2 separate regions of the Homo sapiens genome follow, and region 2 is linked to region 1. The links are chromatin loops, found by intact Hi-C in ENCODE. Cell type or tissue: heart left ventricle. All regions are shown on one strand. Links, peaks and the distances in the headings refer to the core of each region. The heading gives the core; the rest is flanking DNA.

The links. Peaks named below come from ENCODE experiments on the same cell type or tissue, not always from the same donor. Only the 100,000 strongest peaks of a DNase experiment are listed, where the experiment ranks them.
Region 2: it touches region 1 in a loop (2.4-fold over the local background); 2 of 110 quality-filtered maps call a loop at or near these places.

Annotation. Positions count from the first base shown.
Region 1 is chr3:7,305,613-7,313,919 of GRCh38, reverse strand. GRM7 (glutamate metabotropic receptor 7) reads right to left here. Exons shown (of 10, transcript NM_000844.4): 4 at 7,268-7,422. Among named protein-coding and RNA genes, the nearest start is that of GRM7-AS1, 230 kb to the left of the region's middle. In heart left ventricle, for the core only: no CTCF peak of the experiment used is centred there; a DNase peak (open chromatin) is centred at 4,069.
Region 2 is chr3:7,440,507-7,448,813 of GRCh38, reverse strand. The region is part of intron 5 of GRM7 (glutamate metabotropic receptor 7); the gene reads right to left. Among named protein-coding and RNA genes, the nearest start is that of GRM7-AS1, 91 kb to the left of the region's middle. In heart left ventricle, for the core only: no CTCF peak of the experiment used is centred there; no DNase peak of the experiment used is centred there; H3K27ac peaks cover 1,501 bases.

The DNA of each region.
Region 1 (8,307 bases), core at 1,288-6,287:
TCTCCATTTTACAACTTTGCTGCCACTCATGAACCACAAGCTGTACTGACTTCATGATTGTAAGAGCATTCGTTAGTTTATATTTTCCCTTAGGGACAATTCTTGCATGGATATTTTCACAAAGTTCATAATTTCTATAAAAAACGCATGTGAAATAGCTTCACCTTATAATAGAAATTTACCAAAATATTATTTCCTGTGGTGATAAATATAGGGATATATATTAATAGCAAAGGTAACAATCTGTCTTGAAGCTATCTGAACTTTCACTCTACAGTAATGACTTATACTCCTTATTTTTAAAAAAATCATCATTTTGTAAGGCCCATTTATTCAACAGATATTTTGTAAGAGTCCATTAATTTACAGGTAATATTCAAGTGCTGGGTATACAGAGGTGAATAAGAAAGGTATTTTATTAAGAATACCTTAGGTTGCATATAACAAAATATATAGCTTAAAAGGGGCTTAAAGATAACAGTAATTTTTCTAACATAAGAACAAATACTAATGTAGATAATTCCAGGACTGGTTTGACAGCTTAAGTAAGGTCATCATGGGCCTAGGCTTTTTGCTTTTTCTATCTGTCTTTTCTGCCTTCCTCTGGTATTAATATTTCCTTTCTGTGAAGATGGCTATAGCAGCTCCAAGTATCCTGTCCTCACATGATAACATTAAAAACAGGAGGAGAGGCTGGGCGCAGTGGGTCACGCCTGTAATCCCAGCACTTTGGGGGGCTGAGGAGGGCGGATTGCCTGAGGTCAGGAGTTTGAGACCAGCCTGACCAACATGGTGAAACCCCATCTCTACTAAAAATACAAAAACTAGTTGGGCGTGGTGGCAGGCGCCTGTAATCCCAGCTACTTGGGAGGCTGAGGTAGAAGAATTGTTTGAACCCGGGAGATGGAGGGTGCAGTGAGCCGAGATCACATCACTGCATTCCAGCCTGGGTGACAGAGTGAGATAAAAAAAAAAAAAAAAAAGAAAAAAAGAAAAAAAAGGAGGAGAAGGCAGGAGTTTCTCATGTGAGAAGGGTCACTGCATACCCTGGTTTGGCTGGGACAATCACAGTTTATGGCCCTTTTACTTCTAAGGTGTTCTGGTTTGGATAAAATGTTATATAGTTGCCCTATTAACATGACATTTTTTTTTTCTAAGGGAGGGAAATATCTCTATGAAGTTCCCTCAGATAATGTCATCATCCATCCCAATGGTCAGGATTAAGTCACTTGTTCATCCTCTAACTGCAGGGAAGGTTGGGTAAGTCAGCATTTGGCATTTTAAACCAACATATTGGGAGAAGTTTTCTGCTTATCAAAAAGGCCAAGAGAATGTCAAGAACATCAGTCACAAATGACAAATCCACAGTCTCCTTGAGGTAACTGGAATTTCACCAAGCTACAGTCTGCAGGAATAAATGGAATAATATCACTCGACCCTACCAAGCCCCAGGGACACTTTCCCACATGGCTCTTGCAGTATGTCCCCAAAGGTTGTCCACCTACTTCTCTCATATGAGTCTACTGATTGCCTCCCTTCCTTTTGAGGAACTGCTCTCTTCTTCTGGGATCCTCTGGCCACAGTAGCACTGCCAAGACACTGCCAAGTAGCATGTTTTCTACTGACCCTGGAAGCCCCTCCTTTGCATTGCTGCCAAGACACCGCATGTGGTGTCAGAGCTGTTCAGACATCTGTGGCAAAGTAAGGGACAGGGCATCGCTCATCATTTATTGCCCGCTGTTAAAAAGTTCCAAAGCACTGCTCCTAGTGTCCTAAATGCTACCAAAGGTTTCAGTTAAACAGAGCTTGAGGGAGACAGGACTCAGATTCATCAATATTCAGCTCTCCTTTATTTTCATAAACAAGCTCCTTGAAAGGAAAATTTGCTATGACTTTGTTATTGGTTAATGATAGAGGAGGAGAAATCATGGACATTTCTTACAGGTAAAAGCATTTGTGAGTAGTGTATGTGAATCTACCACTCTCTTTCCAAAGCTGTACAGTGGTGAAAGAAGAATGTGTTGAGGCCGGGTGCAGTGGCTTATGCCTGTAATCCTAACACTTTGGGAGGCTGAGGCTGGCGGATGACTTGAGGTCAGGAATTCAAGAACAGCCTGGCCAACATGGTGAAACCCTGTCTCTACTAAAAATACAAATATTAGCCAGGTGTGGTAGCACATGCCTGCAGTCCCAGCTACTCAGGGAGGCTGAGGCAGGAGAATCACTTAAACCCGGGAGGCAGAGGTTGCAGTAAGCCAAGACTGCGCCACTGCATTCCAGCTTGGGTGACAAAGCGAGACTCCATCCCAAAAAAAAAAAAAATGTATTGAAACACAAGTGCCATAAGATTGAGACGGCCCAGATTGCAGAACAATACAGGGAGGATAAATGCCCTGGGAAGTCTCCTAGAACCACAGAAGACTTTACATGGGTGAGAAATATTCATGCATTCCATTAGTCCATTGAGAGTCTATCTGTTGCCACTATGTAGCTTAGCCTATCAGACTGAGATCCTTTCTTATGTATGGTCTGCCTGCCTGTTCCCTGTGGGATTTCACCTATGAGTCCAGTGGATGCTGGCCTTGGAAGAGGGAAGTTTGTCTTTTCCTTTTGACAATGAAAACTTATTTACTGGATCTGGCTCATTTTATCATTCTTCCTGTAGAAGAAGTTGTCTCTCAAAGCTCTTCTCAATTCTCAATTAGATTTCTGGAGAATGACCGCATAGTTCATCTACATTTCCCAGGTATATTTGAATCTATCTTTTTTAAAAAGATTTTTCTCTTTACTATTTTATTCTTGACCTCTAGAACTTGTTCATAAAGGATATATGTATCATTTTGATCCTACTTAATAACCTTGATATATACAAAGAATAACTAATTATATGTGACAGATGCTTCAAAGTGGAATAGACACAGCACACCTGAGGGGATGAGATGTGGAACAAGGCTGATGTGATGAGGAAAGGAAAGTATGGAAGGGTAGATGAGACTTATAATGGGGCTCAGAGAATGCAGAGATCTCATGCGAGAGGGATAAGGGAAGAGAGAAAAAAGAGAGTGGAATGATGTAGGCTAAATGGCACTTGGATAGGGTATAACTCAGAAACCATAAAAAGTGGAACAAAAGGCCCTGAAGAAGCTTTCAACCATATTTTCAAGTAGTTTGGGCTCAACTATATTTTTTCAAGTAGTCTGGGTTGCAAGTGACAGAAACCCACTCTGCCACAAATAGCAGGAGTACAGGTTTATCATGCAGTATCTCATTGCTCTCTTATCAAACAAGGTGATAGGGCCAAAAGACATACGCATTGCTTAGAAGCAGCATTGTGGTTCAAGGCAATATTTTCTTTCTCATTTTTTTTCCCCATTCACCTAGAGAAACCCTGTGACACAGGTAGACCATTGCAGGTAATCAAGAGAAGCTAAAGTAGGGCATATCTAAATTGGAGCCAGGAATATTTTAGTTCAGATCTTCACAGCTTTGTTCTTTCCAGTTTTAGGAAAAATAAAGAATTCATTCAAATCATAAGTAAAAATTACTATTATTTTTAAAAAGCTAGCTCTTTAATGCTGGGTCCAGAGTATGTTTTGTCTATTCCTACATACATTGCAGATTTAACTCATGAACCAAGCTGTTCTACAGTCCCATTTGAAAATCATCACCAATTGTGAGAGTCATTATAGTTAGTTTTGAAAATCTACCCTTCATTATACTAGCTTCCTAATGTTAATGAGTATGGAAGAGATGAAATTATGCTGGTCCATGACCCTTGTTGGCCATAATTAGAGGATGCCTAGGACAGCCTCCTTTCAGAGAAGCAGAGCACTTTGGAGGATGAAGAGTTGAAGGCAACGTAGGCCATTAGTACTCTGCAGATTCCTTGGAGGCTGCAGAGGATTATTAAGAGTCTAGTTAATGGGGCAACACATGAGTGAGGAAATGCCAGGGATTCCTTGGCTCATCAGACAATGCAGACACACTAAAAATTACAGAAGTGTTTTGGCTCAGGAGCTGGAGGAGTGCTGCCAAGTTCTAGAGACATTCCCCAGATTTCCCATAAACACTGGGCAGGCAGCGGGACCACAGCCACCCCTCCAGGAAACTGGCTCCTTTCATCATTAAATCGAAAGGGGGGAAATGACACCCTTGGCTAAGAAACACTAAAGTTCCCTTTTTCCACAAATGGAGAATAAGTACAGATAGAAGAGAAAGGCCACTTTCAAAGAGGCAATAAATCTGCCAGCATTTTGGCCTAACACAATTTCTGCTTATTTTGAATGCATACTCAGAAAAATGCCGGCCGAAAATCCAGATGTTTGCTGAACGTAGTCATGATATGGATCTAAAGGGAAAAAAAGGTAGATTACTGATTGGCTTTTCCCTTCCATCTGAGGGTATAGCATTATACAACACAAAGATATAGGAATGGAGCAGTATCATGAATATTTGAAAAATATTCTACCCCAGCATAATTCAATATGAAACATCTGCAAAACAGGAAAAAGATAAAAGGAAACAAACAAGAAAACAAGCAAATGACTGTAGGGAAGGACAGGAAAACTTACTTGCCCACATAGGCTCTGCTCCATTTATAGTTTTATCTTAGATTATTTCATAGTTTTGTTCAGAAGCTTTGGCATAACTGAATGCATTTCTTCTTTTTTAACTTTCATAGAAGTGACACTGTAAATGCATAGATGCTATCTTAATGTTCTGTCTGCTACGAAAGTGAACAAAACTTGATTGTTCTTTATAAGAAATGTACCTAGGCAATATGGCTAGATGGAAGCCACAGCATTTTTGTACATGGCCACAAAAAATCTTCACTCTTCTCTGGGTGAGATTAGAAAATTTCATATGAACTCTTGCTATTCCATCACATTCTAACATTGTTTTTAAAACAGTGCTCTCCAATTTCATTCTTTGGAATCTTAATTTTTACTTTGCTAGTTCATGATGCTGTTCTTTGTCTGATTTTGTAAATTTGTATATTTCTATATCTACATGAAAATAATATTTTACCTCAATAATTTGTTAAACCTTTGAGATAACCCAGTAAGTTCCCTAAAATATCAGGCATCAGGGGTTAATGGCCATGGAATATGTGCATTGTGTCTACATGGCATCCACAGCCTAGGAAGAGAGGACCTCAGTTGAAGCCCTGAAAGTTCTTCGTTTTCCTTGAATCTCACCCAACTCTTGCCCTTCACCCCTCCTTACAGTCACCTGAGTGAACTTCTAAACCTTCCAATGCCACCACAATCACATCTCACACATGCGGATGCTCTTCAGATTTTCAGCATAAAGTAACAAACTCCTTAGTACAGTTTTCAAGACCCTTTGCAATGCAACTTCTGGCCCACTTTCAAACTGATTTTGTGCCATGTCCTTATATGATCTGCGATTCCTCCATCCCTCCAGACACATAATCACTTAAGAATGTGTTTGAGCACCTACAACTTTCAGCAAAGAACCATGTGCTGGGGGTACGATGGTGCATAATAGGGATATTTCTAGACAGAGACAAGTAAAGAGGTAGTTCCAACAGTAGGAGATGTGTGGGATGCCATAGAAGGAATGGAAGGGGTTTCTAACCCACACTTGGTTGGGGTGAGATGGCCACAGATGGCTCCCATGAAAAATTAACATCTGAGACCCCCAAAATAAATAGAAGTCAATCAACCAAACAGTGTAGCAATGATTAGTACTCTAGAAGAGGAAAGGGTCTCCCCAGTGTCTTGTAAATAGGAACATTCTTAAAGAACTGGAAGGATTTTAAGAAGGCAGGAGTGCAGGACAGTGCTGCAGAATGAATTATTTGTATTTTCCCTAATGTGTCCTGTTCCTTCATTTCCCTGTATCTCTGAGGGAACTTTCATCCCAGTTATCACTTCTCGCATCCAACGATATCTTCCCCAACCATATCACCACCACCCTAGGAAAGCCTCCATGGTAACTCTCTGTGCCCTCCATACTGTACTTACAATGTTTCCCATGTAGTCTCTGCCTGTTCTGACACCTGCACTCAGCTCTGTATGCTTTGAGGGTGAGAATTTTGAGTCCTCATCTTTTGTTTTCCTGACTCCTAGCACTGAGCAAGGCACACAACAGATACACAGTTTTTCCAGTGCAAGGAATGGAGAAGGTTAAAATATCGTCCTTTATTCTTGCAACCCATCTGCAAATGCATTGGTCTGGGTTGTAAGATAGGCAATCTTTTCTGGATATGTACTGGGGAATGAAATTAATTCAAAGCCTCCCAGTGAAAACATGGGTGACTCATGAGATTTTTATCTCCTCCAGATAACAGAAAGGAAACAGTGACAGAACCACAACCTGATTTGTCTAAAAAGCCTACACAGAACATGCAGCCTTCTGAGGAGAATAATTAATTAGATTTGAGTGGAGAGAGAATAGAAAATGCAAATATTTGATCCCTTTTTGAGTGAGAGGATAGAGTTCTTTTTAATGCGCAAAGCATGTTTTAGAGAATCTTTGGAGACATGGCCCATCAGAAAAGGAACACAAAGCAGGCTATCAGCAGAGAAGCTCCTTTTACACAGCGTCTTCTTTTAGAAACAACTTTTCTTTCCAAATTAAAGAATAACATAACTTATAATCGGCAAATTTTGTCAGATTACAGGGTGGCAACAGACACTCTTTCCTACTTCTGCCTCTCAAAATATCTTTGCAGTAGCAAGGAAGGCAAAGAAAGAGGCATAAGTTTAGAAAGGCAAGAAAAGGAGAGAGTGAAAACAAAAGGGACCTAGGAAGGTGAGGGGATGCTGGTGCCTGAGAGAGGTGGTGTGCTGTATTACAGCCTCCCTGAGCTGGAAGGGACCTTGAGAGATAAGGGGGGAAAGGGTTCTTGTACTTCTTCTAATAAGGAAATAATGGATGCGTTACAAAGTGAAAGGATTCTCTTGGAAAACGTAGCTCACTTATACACACTTGGATGTGTATACTTTACTTATTAATGATAATGCTCTCCTCTCAGAAAGTTCCTATGGCATGAATGAAAAAGAAAGAATGTTTTTGCTAATCGTGATATTATGAAAATAATATGATCTCCTCAAAAGAGGAATTTCAACTAAAAGAACAGACCAGGTGTGTGGCCTCATTTGCATTTCATGGCTATAAGTTTGAAACAACCCCACATGAGTTTGGTAAAAATGCCAAACCCCTAAAAAGTCACATGCTTGGCCATTCAGCATGGCACCAGAACTTCTCTCAGCAAACCTACTGCTGATGAAACCCATACCTTCCACCGTGGCTCGCTTGGGCTGAATGGTGATGGCCCCTTCTGCGATATCTTCATGCTGGTGCAGTGGGTTTATTTTGGATCCCCAGCTGTCTGATCCCACCCAAAGAAAATGGCCAACTTGGTCAGCTCTTTTGGCTGCTGCAAGGATCTGCCTGTGGAAAGAAATATGGAAAGTTATATTAATGATAAAGAACGTCAGCTGAATCCGTGTAGATTGCAAGTCAGCAAAAGGAAAGGTACTATTCTTCCTCAAAAAGTAAATAATTGCAAAAAACTTGATAAAGAATTTATATCCCTAATATATAAAGATATTTTGTAAACCAATAATGAAAAAGCATCTTCAGAAACAAGAGCAAGTAATAGTAATTGTTAAAAGATAAAAAGATAAATACAAATGTCCAATAAGGTAAAGACACATATTTACATATGTTAGAAAGGATGGAAGTGCAAATTAGACAAAGATACCAAATTCATTTCACATATTGGCCAAAATGTTTGTTTTGTTTTAAGAGTTTTGGCTTGGGGCTGGAGAAATGAGCACTCTCATTTACTGCTGATGGTATACACTATCTCTGAAAAGCAATATGATTATGAATTAAAGATGTTAATTATTTATTAAAATAAACAGAACTCCATGTGAAACATGAAAAATTTATAACTTGTGTATGATTGAAAGTATTATATATACATAATCAGGACAATGGGAGCAAATAAAAGAAAAAAGGGAACTAGCTATTAATGAAAAAGTTATTGCAATAGTACTTTTGGAAGAGGGGATTGATGAGATGTAACTGCATTGGTAGATCAGAAAAAGCTACAACTGAAGCCCCTTTGGTGGGTAAGACCACAGGATAAGTGGTTTGTTTGTCTCTTGGGACTTGGGAGTATCAGGCACCACAGAGCTACATGGCTAAATGCAGGAAGATTGGGTCAAAGATTGTGAATAAGCTGACAAAGGCCAGTTCTACTTTTTTTTCTTCCAGGCAGGAAATGACAGTTTTCTAAAGAAAAAAATCATTCTCAGTAAACTATCGCAA
Region 2 (8,307 bases), core at 1,621-6,620, 130 kb before region 1:
ATTTTACATAATAAAATATTTTATTATCTGTGAAACATTGCAGGCTTTATCCCTCTCTCAGAGAGTCTCCAGGTATGTTAACATATTAAAGGCTCTGAGAAGACTTACGTATTAAATTTGTCTTTGGAGCTAATAGGACTTGAAAATGTAGCCTTATATCAACAAAATCAGAAGTGACAAGTTTATGTTTTATAAAAAGGACTTAGGCTTTATTTTCCCTAGTGTGGCAGTCACAATTATTTGCCAACCTCTGAGTCTTTGACTACTCATATACCATCCCTACTCCTCCTCTCCCAACTGAAATCTGATTCTGTTCAGATATTGGAGGCCACCAATGTGAGTAAGGATTTCTGGACTTTTCACTGAGTTAATCCTGATTTGTCTAAGCCAATCCAATCTCCTCTGCAAGAACTGGTTTAGGAACAAGGGATAGGATACAATTCTAGCCAATGAGATATAAGGAAAGAGTTTGCCATTGTGGAAGTCAGTGTGGCGATTCCTCAGGGATCTAGAACTAGAAATACCATTTGACCCAGCCATCCCATTACTGGGTATATACCCAAAGGACTATAAATCATGCTGCTATAAAGACACATGCACATGTATGTTTATTGCGGCATTATTCACAATAGCAATGACTTGGAACCAACCCAAGTGTCCAACAATGATAGACCGGATTAAGAAAATGTGGCACATATACACCATGGAATACTATGCGGCCATAAAAAATGATGAGTTCATGTCCTTTGTAGGGACATGGATGAAACTGGAAATCATCATTCTCAGTAAACTATCGCAAGGACAAAAAACCAAACACCGCATGTTCTCACTCATAGGTGGGAACTGAACAATGAGAACACATGGACACAGGAAGGGGAACATCACATTCCGGGGACTGTTGTGGGGTGGGGGGAGGGGGGAGGGATAGCATTAGGAGATATATGTAATGCTAAATGATGAGTTAATGGGTGCAGCACACCAGCATGGCACATGTATACATATGTAACTAACCTGCACATTATGCACATGTACCCTAAAACTTAAAGTATAATAATAAAATAAATAAAATAAATATTAAAAAAAAAAGAGTTTGCTGGGGAACTTCTGAGAAAGTTTATTTATTCTTACAAAGAGATTAGTCAATTGTGTCAAAAATCCCCCACACCACACCCGGCCCACGCACCCCGCAACTACTCCAGTCATTTTGTAGTCCTGAGGAGACCATAGCATACCAGTGACAAAGGATAAATTCTTGATAGGGAAGTGAAAATGCAACTGAGCTGTGAGTTAGCCAAGCTTGAAATCACCCTCCACATGGTCTTCCGAGTAATACATGAAATGGTTCACCCATTTACTAAAGCTTGATCGTCAGTATTTTCCAGGTTTATTTAACTACTACACTTCTTATTCATATACCCATTTACAAAATTCTAAGGGACTAGCATTAAACACACCCACACACACACTGAAATACAATGTTAAGAGATATTTTCAACAACATAGCTTGAAGTGGACCAAAGAAAAATCAGCTTTTTTTTCAATTAATTCTTCATTAACAGGACGTTCTTTTGATCTCTGTGATTTAATAAGACATTATTATATTCTTTATTTGGAGGAGGTTCATCCTTTTCATCACGTTTTCTAGGAAAGAGTCTGCGGTTTAGATAAAATGAGAACTCTGAAGCATTATCTTTTACCTCTCTAGTATGCAAAGCTTAACTTTTCACGTCTCCCGATTTTCTTCTCATTATTACTTTTACCCAGAGTCCAGTATTTATCTTTAAAAGGCACACTCTTTTAACCTTCTGTTGAATAAATTGTCAGTTGCATTACACAAGAATAACCCATAAATTCTTTCACTCTCAGAATTTCTAATGGTCATGCTATGGGGAAGATCTTTTCTTTGAAAGACCTGTTTAATTTGCCCATTCAGCATACTGCTCCCTCAGAATATATGCCTTAGTTAAAATGTATCAGCAAATTATTAGGATAAAAAAGATATGGAAAATGAAAGATATAATGGATTTGAAATTGTTAATATAAAAAAAAATCCTGGCCGGGCAAGGTAGCTCACGCCAGTAATCCCAGCACTTTGGGAGGCCGAAGTGGGCAGATCACCTGAGGTCAGGAGTTCAAGACCAGCCTGGCCAACATGGTGAAACCTCGTCTGTACCAAATACACAAAAATTAGCCGGGCTGTGGCGTGTGCCTGAAATCCCAGCTACTCGAGAGGCTGAGACAGGAGAATTGCCTTGAACCCAGGAGGTAGAGGCTGCAGTGAGCTGAGATCGCGCCACTACACTTCAGCCTGGGCTACAGAATGAGACTCCGTCTCAAAAAAAAAAAAAACAAAAAAAAAAAAACAAGACCAAAAACAACAACAACAAAATCGTGTTTCAAAAGGAAAACCAAAAGAAAGAGATGGAGTTATGAGAAAACAAATCAAAGATGTTTACTAATGTAGACTGAGACACACAGATGCCAGAAAGATTCAGCAGATCTGAACAACCAGCATAAGGCTTCTCATGTGGTTTTAAGGGAGTGAATAATTGAAATTTTTATTTCAAACATTAATTGAAGTGATTTGCTTTGGAAAGTCTGATCTGAAGCTGTGTACACTTGTGCTGGCAGTGCTTTTAGACTTTGCATTACACAATTTTATTGAATGTAAAGCCTCAAACTTAAATATTTCTTGAGGCTGAAGTCCTGAGTAGTAACAGCATACAATTAACTTAAATATTGATGTTTGGATCTATTGTAAGTGATAAATGCTTCAATAAATAGTAAATGAATGTATTACAAGAGCTTTGAAAAAGAGAGTCAGGGCATATTTGATTTGTGACAAACTGCTATATTCTGGGTGAAGGGGACACAGGGACAGCAGGGTGAATATCCTGGAGTGTTACAGAATGTTGCTGGGTTCTGAAAGTGCTACAGTAACCCAGCAAGCCTTATTACAAAGCTGCTGCAGCTTTGTAATATTTAAAGATAAACAGATAAATAACTCTGTCAACTGGGTATTGTTCCCCCTCAAGGGTATGCATTTCTCTGTATAAAATGAATATTAATGTGAAACTAAGATTCTGTGTTATATTGAAGTTGACTTTGGTGCATCTTTCATAGTGTCCACATTTAGAGAATCCCAGAGTAAAATCCTATGGCCTTGTGAGAATTATCAGTAGAAGCAAAGTCAGGTCTGGAATGAGCCAAAATGTCTGCAGTATTGCTGTGCCTCTATTTGCAGGTGAAGATAAGTGAGAATTGAATGTGATGAGCGACTCCTGAAAAGAATGCTGGGGTTCACAGGGGGTCACAGCACCACCCGCAGCACGTGTTAATTGCGAACTTTCTGTGCACCAGGTCCTGTGGAAGCACTTTTCATGATTTGACTTTTTAACCCTCACAGCACACTTCTGGGATAAGTACTATTAATATTATTTTCTCCATTTGTCTTCCGTTTCTTGCCTCTCTGTTACTTCATTGCCCATTATAAAAAATGAGCCAAATGGTTTCTTCCCTATCCACACAGGGAAAAGGGACAGTCTTGTCCTCCTTTAATTCTTTTCATTTTCAATATTAGTTTAGAGCCATAAGTAATCTAAAAGTTCATGCGGGCCATGATTTTTATTTACATCCTCTTATACCTACTGAATGTTTCAGCAGAATTTCCTGCAAGGAGGAAATGGATGGTTTTGACAACCACCATTGTATTCTTGCTTGACTTCCCTTTGGGTGGAAAAGTTAACGCCCAGAACAACTGACACAAGGCCAGCAGAGGAAGGAAGAAAACAACGCAGAAAGGCCAGATGACTTACCCATTGATCGTCCAGCTTAAATGACCAAAATTTGATTGCAATTGAACCATTAACATCCTAATGTTCTGCAGAAGTACTGAGTGCTCTGTTAAAGACTCAAAAAGAATTACAGCAAAGGAGAAAAACTGTCTAGCCAAAACCCATTATTTCTAAGCATTTTTCAACTAGGATGCTTCCTGGGGGGCTATTCATCTTCACTTAAAACTGTGTTTTCTTCTGCAATTCCATTTTCAATTTTCAGGTAAGTGCAAGGAAAGATACATGCAGTGAATAAATGTGTGTTGGGAGCAGGGGGTGGATGGTGGGGATATGTTTAGGTACAATGCACACAGGGACTGAGGTTGAAAGGAGGAATGTTTCAGTCTCAATGTTTACACACTCCAAACATGTGAAAGGTGTCCTGAGAGACTCCACCAAGGACTTTATGGCCAAGAGCAATTTGTTGTGGGTAATGCCAATCTGTTCAGTAAAGGTAAAAACACCGTTTGTCACTAAAACTGACATAAGAAAACTTAATATACCTTGTTACCAGACAAACAAACAAAAAGATATGGTTTCCTAAAGAAGCACAGAGATTCAGTTTCAATGTCTTACATAGATTTCCTTCTCCTAAGCTTTCTTAAGCCAAATTTCTACTTCAACAATTTTGATTGCTCCTCTTCTATAAGCCATAGAATCATTGAAAAAGTATTCTTTCTAGAACAGACTTAAAGAAATGTCTCTATAGATGCCTGTCCTCTTAGCTCATTCCTCAACCAAACCTCCTTCAATAAGGAGGTTGTACCACTCTGAAACTCTGTTTATGCCATCCCAGGAGTTGTATTCAGGTTGAACTTTCAGGACATTCATGAATCTGTTTATTCACAAATGCATTAAGAAGCCAGATGAAAAACGAATCTGTGCAATTACCATCAATCGTTGCTAAAAGCATGAGATAAAAGGATGATGTGAACTTTGCAGTGAATAGATCAGGTTGACAACACTGGAACCATAGCTTAATCTTTTTTCCTCCTCCTGTTTTGTTCTTGACATTAGCAAGTTTTTTGTTTGTTAGTTTGGAAAATGGCATTGCATACGTATGTAGGCATGTAAAAAAACAATTAACAAAAATCTTCACAAAAACATAAATTTTCAGAGTAGAAAGGAAAATGTCACCTTGTAGTCTTGCCCCTAGAATAGTCCCTCTTCTAAATATAACTACTCTCATTTCTTATGTTAATAACACACAAAATTAAGAAACAGATTCTATGTGTTTTCTAAAGTGTTGCAATACTAAATGTATACCACCAAGTGGTAGAAATTCTGTCAAATACATAACCAAATCAACACAGAAAGAGAGAGAGAGACATAAACCTGATCAAGCTCTGGATCTATGTATTAATTTACAGGAAATGCAGAAAATAAAGAAAATGTCAATCAAAAGTAAAATTCAGTTCCCAATAATAAGCTGTTTTGACAAATGGCAAGAAGTAAAAGAACGGAGGGAAACATATTTAGATTACAAAAAAATTGAGAAACATATCAAATAAAGGTGGGATGTGCAATGTATTTAGATCCTGATGTGAAAAAAAAAATTTTATAAAGACATTTATGAGAGAAGGGAGAGACTAGCTATTCCATGATGATAATGAACTATTGTCTTTTGTGTGTATTGTACATTTTTTGAGAGCAATTATATCTTAAAGTTGCATGCTGAAGTGTTTAAAATAAAACCATATGTAGAGGTTTACTTTGAATTGGCCAATGGTGAGGAAAAAAATATGTATAGGGTATCTGTAAAAATAAATTGGCCAGATTATGACAGCTGTTGGGGTTCAGTGATGGATACATGGTGATTCATTACACTACTCTTTCTGCTTTTGTGTTGGTCTGAAGGATCACATGATGCTCATGAAAATAAAAACAGAAGAGGGAGAAGACCAGAAAAAGAGAAGGAAGTAGAATAAAAAGAGGAGGAGGAGGAGGATGGAAAAGAAAATGAGGAAAATAAAAAAGAAGATCAAGATGATATAAGGGGGAAACAGGGAGGGTATGGGGGGGAGGCAAGAGAGGAGATGAAGTTAGTTGCATCTAAGGATATCTACCATGTACCAGACAGAGACACTCTACTAAAGATGAGGGATACAGATATAAATAATTATACAACATGTTGTCAGCTTTCACAGTTCTACTCAAATACTTCTGCTGAAAACCAGGGTTTCCACTCTCATGTCAAGTCTTACAGATGCTCTTGGATTAATGTGCTTCCCATGTATCTAATTAAGGGGCACACATATTGCAGAAGCTATGCTATATGGGAAGGTTCATCTAACTCCCAAGGGACTTTAGTCCCTTCCTGGATGAAACCTAGGCATGTTGTGGGGATGGAATGATTGCATCTCACTGCTACCATGCCCCTTCACCTCCTTAAGCACACAGAGAAGACATAAGGGAATTAATCTCACTTCAGAATTTGAAAGGACATTTCAGAACCATCAGTTTTATCAAAGTTTATTTTTACAAAAGTCATAATCGCAAGTTCTAGTTAGAGCAGTCAGGCAAGAGAAAGAAACAAAAGGCATCTAAATAGGAAACAAAGTCAAACTATCTCTGTTTGAAGATGCTGTGAATTCATTCCTATAAGACCCATAGTCTCAGCCCAAAAGCTCCCAGAACAATTTCAGCAAAGTTTCTGGATACAAAATCAATATATGAAAATTAGTAGCATTTCTATATACCAATAGCATCCAAACTGAGTACCAAATCAAGAATGCAATGTCATTCACAATAGCCACAAAAACTCAGGAATATAGCTAACCAGGGAGGTGAAAGATATCTAAAACAACTACAAAACACTGCTGAAAGAAATAAGAGATGACACAAACAAACAGAAAAGTATTCTATGTCCATGAATAGGAAGAATCAATATTGTTAAAATGGCCATACTGCCCAAAGCAATTTGCAAATTAAATGCTATTTCTACCCAACTACCAACTACATTCTTCACAGAATTAGAAAAAAAAAAGCTATTCTAAAAGTCATATGGAACCAAAAAGAACCCAAATAGCCAAAGCAATCCTAAGCAAAAAGAACAAAACTGAAGGCATTATATTACCCAACTTCAAGCTATACTATAAGGCTACAGTAAACAAAACAGCATGGTACTGACACAAAAACAGACACATAGACCAATGGAATAGCTTAGAGAGCCCAAAAATAAAGCTGCACACTTACAGCCATCTGATCTTTGACAAAGGTGACAAAAATGACCAATGGGAAAAGGATTCACTCAATAAATGGTGCTGGGATAACTGGTTAGCCATATGCAGAAGACTGAAACTGTACCACCTCCTTACACCATATACAAAAATTAACCCAAGATATATTAAAAACTTAAATGTAAAACTTAAAACTATACAAACTCTTTAAGAAAATTTGGAAATATCATTCTAGATATAGGCCCTGGCAAAGATTTTATGAAGATAACAAAAGCAACTGCAACAAAAATTGACAAATGTGACCTATTTATACTAAAGAGCTTCTACACAGCAAAAGAAACCATCAATGGAGTAAACAGACAACCCAAAAAATTGGAGAAAATATTTTCAATGTATGCATCCAACAAAGGTCTAATATCCAGAATCTATAATGAACTTAAATAAATTAACAAGCAAAAACCAAATAATCTTATTAAAAAGTGGGCAAAGGACACGAACAGACACTTCTTTTCAAAAGAAGACATATTCATGACCAAAACACATGAAAAAAATGCTCAACATCACTAATCATTAGAGAAATGTAAATCAAAACCATAATTAGATACCATCTCACACCAGTCAGAATGGCTATTATTAAATGGTCAGATGCTGGTGAGGTTGCAGAAAAAAAAGGAATGCTTATACACTGCTGGTGGGAATGTAAACTAGTTCAGCCACTGTGGAAAGCAGTTTGGTCATTTCTCAAAGAGCTTAAAACAGAATTACCATTTGACCAAACAATCCCATTACCGAGTATATACCCAAAGGAACATAAATTGTTCTAACATAAAGGCACATGCACACACATGTTCATGGCAGCGCTATTCACAATAGCAAAGACATGGCATTGACTTGTATTTCCATCAATGGTAGACTGGATAAAGAAAATGTAGTACATATACACCATGGAATACTGTACATCCATAAAAAAAGAATGAGATAATATCTTTTGCAGCAACAAGGATGGAACTGAAGGCCACTATTCTAAGCACACTAAAACAGGAACAGAAAACCAAACATTAAACTTTCTCACTTATAAGGGGGAGCTACACATTGAGCACACATAGACACAAAGAAGGGGACAATAGAGGCTGGGGCCTATTTGAGGCTAGAAGATGAGAACTGAAAAACTACCTGTCGGATACTACGTTTATCACCTGTGTGACAACATAATATGTACACCAAGCCCCGACGACACTCAATTTGTCTACAGAACCAAGCTGCATATGTACTCTTGAAACTAAACTCAAATTAAA